Linked DNA regions of Homo sapiens: region 2 is linked to region 1. Evidence: chromatin loops called from intact Hi-C (ENCODE). Cell type or tissue: B cell. All regions are shown on one strand. Links, peaks and the distances in the headings refer to the core of each region. The heading gives the core; the rest is flanking DNA.

What was found. Hi-C counts contacts between places; a loop is a spot of excess contacts. Peaks named below come from ENCODE experiments on the same cell type or tissue, not always from the same donor. Only the 100,000 strongest peaks of a DNase experiment are listed, where the experiment ranks them.
Region 2: a loop joins it to region 1, with 2.5 times the contacts of the local background. A loop is called at or near these places in 5 of 110 quality-filtered maps.

Annotation. Positions count from the first base shown.
Region 1 is chr3:143,039,002-143,041,925 of GRCh38, reverse strand. All of the region lies in intron 23 of U2SURP (U2 snRNP associated SURP domain containing), which reads right to left. Among named protein-coding and RNA genes, the nearest start is that of U2SURP, 39 kb to the right of the region's middle. In B cell, for the core only: CTCF peaks have their summits at 1,245 and 1,444 (motif pointing right); no DNase peak of the experiment used is centred there.
Region 2 is chr3:143,763,778-143,766,701 of GRCh38, reverse strand. All of the region lies in intron 4 of SLC9A9 (solute carrier family 9 member A9), which reads left to right. Among named protein-coding and RNA genes, the nearest start is that of SLC9A9, 83 kb to the left of the region's middle. In B cell, for the core only: a CTCF peak has its summit at 1,613; no DNase peak of the experiment used is centred there.

The DNA of each region.
Region 1 (2,924 bases), core at 202-2,701:
CAAACAAACTCAGAATGTTTATATATATACAAACAAAATTCCTTACAAACAATGTTGACTGTGATAACATTACTGGCATAACCCAGAACAAACGCTGTTTTGCCTTTAATACTTGAATCTCGCAAGCCCTTCTATGTTGGTATTTGGGTACTAAGGACATTCTACGATGAGCAGAAAGATTCCTTTTAATATACATGTAGAATTATTCTTAATAATGTAAAAAGTTATAATCAAATTCTTTCCAAATAAAATTTAATTAAAGTCTTATGTAATAAGACCTTCATTGTATGAGAGAAAAATTTACACCAGGCAGATAAAAAGAAAGGCTGTCAATTCAGAATCAGAAAAGATATGGTACTGAGAAAACTCTGATACTAGCTTTTAAATTTCTCAACCAAAGGTCCTTTCTAGACATTACTAAAATATTTTACTAACTTCATCTTCAGAACCACACAAATCATTAATATCACCATACAGGTACAACTCAATACAATATTAGCTAAGGAAGAAAAAAGTCCAAACCAACAGTTTAAAAATATTCTTCTTGGAAAAAAAGTTTTACTTAATATTTCTCATTAATTTGTCATAAATTTCCTAAATACAGTTTTTAGTTAATTTTTTTAAAACACAAGAATTTCCTGTTTTATGGTACATAAAATTATACAAGTGTTTCAGATGCTTTTAGATTGAAGTGTATGTGTGTTTATGTAAACAGGGATGTTTACTGAAGAATTATTCTAGAAGACTCAATAAGGACGTGACTTTGTTAAACTGAGTCACAGTTACTATGAAACAATAATACAGCAGATATTGATTACTTAACCAATTCTAGCCTGTAAAATTTTTTCTAATTTTTTTTTGCAATTTCAAATATTCTTTGGTAAACATCCTTGTATGTTTACCAAAATGTTTGCTTTCAATCATAGATGAATACAGAACAGGTAAACAGATTAAAATGGCATAATACCAATGACATTGAATGAAAAACGTGTCACAGAATAGCATGTACAGTAATATTACATCATTTATGTCAATAGTTATGCATGTTTTTATACACACAGAAAGGGTCTAGATGGCTGAACATTAAACATTTAACCATATTACTTAAGACTTTTTAAATGAGCTCTATTCATGATTTAAAATATGTAAATATTTTAAATTGCTATTATAATTTTTTCAAGGCTTAAGCAGTTTTTCTAAACTGGTTTTGGCCTTAGCTTTTAGCCACAATTCGAGGTTCAAATCTTATCACAGCTTCTTCCTCTTCTTTTTTTAAAAAGACATGCAAATTCAAGATTCTAAATCCATACAGTATTCAATACAAATGAAACTGCTTTTTGTAACTTTTCTCCAAAACATGCTTTAAAAATCACATTTCTGCCACGAATCACAATATTGCCACAAAATATAATAATTACTAGTTACAAAATCAGCCTTAAGTAAAAAGACATTTAGGATTCAGCCACTAGAGAGTAGTAGTGAGGCATGAGAACATTTCAAGGATCACAAGCTGCACAAAAGCTTTTTTTCCTTGCTTTGTACTTTGTTATTTTTACATTATCATGATTTACCTGAAATTCCTAAGAAAAATGAAAAATCTAAAATTATACTTCTAGTGATCCAGGCTTCCATTAATGTATGCGTATTCCAACATCAATGCTAAAATGTATTCATATTCCAAACATTAACACAAATATCAGTTTTATGCCAAAAAACTAATACCTTTAGAAATAAAACTAATAGAACAATACTTTTTTCAGTTCAACGGCTTTTCTACCCTTCCTTCCCCCTAAATTAAATAATTATTTTATGAGTACGTATACTACTTTTAAAGCAGTGATTCTAAAATGGTAAGATGTTACTAATCATAGGATCACGAACATAAAAAGGGTTCAGAAAACCACTGTTTTAAAGCAAACTGAACTAAACGGTTCTCAATTTGTGTATTCCTAAACAGCCTCAGATAGGTATTTCCATTAGCAAGCCACATCTATAACATTATGTAAATATTTTGTCATCATCATTGCTGACTTGTTCTAATCACACCAACATTTCTGAAAAAACATCATTGTAGACAAGTTTTCACCATCGTATCAAACTGTGTTTCTATAGCCTGCTGATTGATCACATTTTCCCAACAATCCAAATGCCCATTTATTAAATCCACACAAATGCCCATATTGTGCTAGGACACACAGGGGTTTTCTCTTTGTTCCCACTTCCATTGGAGAATAGAAGAACGCAAAATTTTTAAAGACAGTAACCTGTGCTTTGTGTTTGTGATACCATCTCTTCCTACTCATTTAAAAAAAAAAAAAAAAAAAAATTCAACTCCCTTTGCAATGATTTTAAAAAGTGTCAAGAACTTCCTAAAAACTGCCAATACAGACTTGCAGGAGAATCTGAGAGGAGAGATTCCTACAACCACACAGTGTCAAATACAAAAACAATTTTGGGGTGATTACCAAACAGCAAAATCAAAATTATTATTTCTCTATATTTCAAAAGAAAAGATTTTTTCCTTTGTATTCATTCTTAGTTCTTCTGAAAGGTTTATATTTAAATAACACAATGGCCATAATGCAATCTTTTTCTTAGAATGTACAATCCAAAAGAAAGGAGTATAACCTTTCCTATTCACATTTTAAAAACCACTTTTTATGGAGCCCAAAACAGTATTTGATGGCAAAGGTTTGAAAAAAATGCAGTTGACCAATTAGTAACTACAAAGTGAGAATATAACCTAGCGTAAAAAACTCAAAAGCAAAATGAAACCAGATCCATCAAGACCAGAAAACAAAAGCTCTTTATTCACTGGAAAACCAATGGAGAACTAAAAATGATCCTCTCCCAAAATTTTTTAAGAGTGAAGTTTTCCACTTCACTATTATTTCAACTATATCTCTTAATGAAAAGGGGAGTGT
Region 2 (2,924 bases), core at 247-2,746, 720 kb before region 1:
ACTATTCAGAAGGCTGAGGCAGGAGAATCACTTGAACCTGGGAGACAGAGGTTGCAGTGACCCAAGATCAGGCCACTGCTCTCCAGTCTGGGTGACACAGTGAGACTGTGTCTCAAAAACAAAAAAAACTTTTCCAGCCTACCCTCCACCTACAGCTAAGAAAACATACCCAGTTGTAGAAATAGTCACATTTGCAATTCCTTAATGTTTAAAGCAATCACCCCCACTATATTTAAATGTGTGATGACAGCAGATCTTATGTGGTAGCCATCCTCCAACATCAGGACTTTCTTCCTTTCATACATATTAGCTAAGTATGTTTATATTTATTCTGGCCTTGTTGTCTGACTTTACATCCTTTTAAATTTTCTTTCTTCAAATATCAACTTATCCTCAATATGAGGCACTTTCTCACCTTTGTTTTCTCTGACTCCCATCTATCCTATATTCTAAATTGTAGTTTGTCTTTGTCTACAGTTCACTGTTGTCCAACAGAACTTCTATGCTATTCCAGAACTTAGCATGCATCATCTATCAGGTATCTATTGCCTCAATAATGCTTCTTGACATACTGCCACAGAACTCAGTAGCTTAAGACAATAACAGCTCAAGAGTCCGCAGGTCAGGGCTTTAGGCTTTGCTCTGCTGGGTGATTCTTCTTGTATCAGTTGGTCTCATTCATGTGCCTAATATTTGCCTGGTATGACATAAGTGACTGGGCCACATGCCTCTCATCTTCTAGCAGGTTTGCCTGGACAGATGTGTTTTCATGGTTTTGGCTGAGATGTGACAGAAACAGCAAAAATTTACAAGGCTTTTTTAGGCTTCTGCTTAAGCCAAGTCTGCTAACATCCTATTGGACAAAGCAGGCTACATGCCTGAGGCTACAGTCAGAGAGGACACTGCAAAGGTACATGGCAAAAGGATGGAAGGGTGAGGAAGTGGGGCTGTTAATGCAATCATTTCACCATATATCCTGAATAAAAACTTAATTATGAATGAAAGTAATATTGAATTTGACTGTACAGGGCCCAGGTGATTTTGAGGCATAGATTATTTTGGTCACTTATATCAACAATCACGAATTTATATTTGTCACAGAGAGCAGTCTTTAGCACCATCTGACAATTGATGCTTTCTTTTGCAATAAAGAACAACTAGTATATAAATTATGTGTTATTTAATTCAATTTAATAAACATTAATTTACCACATATAGTGAATGAATAAACAGCCTATTGAGCAGCATAAATATAACAAGAGATCCCTACTGCACTCGAAATGGTCCCCATCTTTTCTAGTAGCATATCGACAGTGTGACACTCATACGATCTGAACCCAAGAAGTTAGAAAATAGGAATCTTGGCCAGGTGCAGTGGCTCATGCCTGTAATCCTAGCACTTTGGGAGGCCAAGGCAGGAGAATCCCTTGAGCCCAGGAGTTCAAGACCAGCCTGGGCAACGTAGGGAAACCCTGTCAAGAAAGAGAGAAAGAAAGAGAGAGAGAAAGGGAGGAAGGGTGGGCCTGAGGGAGGGAGGAAAGAAAGAAAGAGAGAAAGAAAGAAAAAGAAAGAAAGAGAGAAAGAAAGAAAAAGAGGGAAAGAAAGAAAGAGAGAAAGAAAAAGAAAGAGAGAAAAAGAGGGAAAGAAAGAAAGAAAAAGAAAGAGAAAGAGAGAAAGAAAGAGAAAGAGAGAAAGAAAGAAAGGAAGGAAGGAAGGAAGGAAGGAAGGAAAGAAAGAGAAACAAAAAGGAAGGAAGGAAGAAAGAAAAATGTTTCCTGGTTTAATTGGTGATGGACTCATACACATGAAACAAAATACCAGACATGGCCAGGCCTGGTGGCTCGCACCTATAATCCCAGCATTTTGGAAGGCCACAGTGGGAGGATCTCTTGAGGCCAGGAGTTAGAAACCAGTCTGGTCTACATAGTGAGACCCGATCTTTACAAAAGATAGATAGATAAATAAATAAATAAATAAAATAGTTGGGTATGGTAGTGCATGATGTAGTCCCAGTTATTTGGAAGGCTGAATAGGAGAATCACTTGAGTTCAAAGCTACAATGAGCCATTATCACACCACTGCACTGTAGCCTGGGCAACAGAGCAAGACCCTGCCTCAAAACCAACAAACAAACCCAGACATAATGAAGAAAAGATACAAAATTCAGGGAAGGAATTCTTAGCCTTTCTAGATCACTGGGGTGGCCACATGAGGTGGTGACTGTGCATCTAATAGTTTTCCAAAAGTTACTCTGAGGGCAGCAGTTGGCACTGCTTGTGGGAATATAAGTTGAATTGCATATATTACATTCCAAGGACGGAAAGAATTAGAAGTGTTCTATCTGGAAAGTGATACGCTATCATTGAAATTTCTCCAGTCTGCTGCACAGAAATAGGGTATGTTCACCCTGAGAAGCAGATGGGTGGGGGCATGACATAGACAGCATGACTTATTATGACTCTTTGACATAACTGAGAGAGCTCACATTGTATGTTATATACCTCAACAACTTTCTCCATCAGACTCTTGATGAGAATTAACAACTAGAAGAAAAATGGCTTTTCCTGAGGTTTTTCCTTTCCCTTTCCTTACCCTGTCAGAGTGGATTTTTTAAAAAAGAAGTGAAATTCTATAATATAAGCTTGGGAAAGAGAAGAAGGAAGAACCCAGTTATCCCTGTAAACAAAATGACATGTGATGGTCTTTCATGGTTTGGAGACCTTAGTAGAGACTGACCTATTAATGGTAACCCAGGAAATATGGATTCTCCTAGTTAAAAAGAAGCAACACACACTTATCATATTAGACTCTCAATAAATGCATGTGTGTAGAAAAAAAATTATTTGTCTTATTTAATGGCCCTATCCCCAACTTTCCAGGACTAAGAGATTTTACAACAGAGTTCTCACCTTAAAGATTCCACT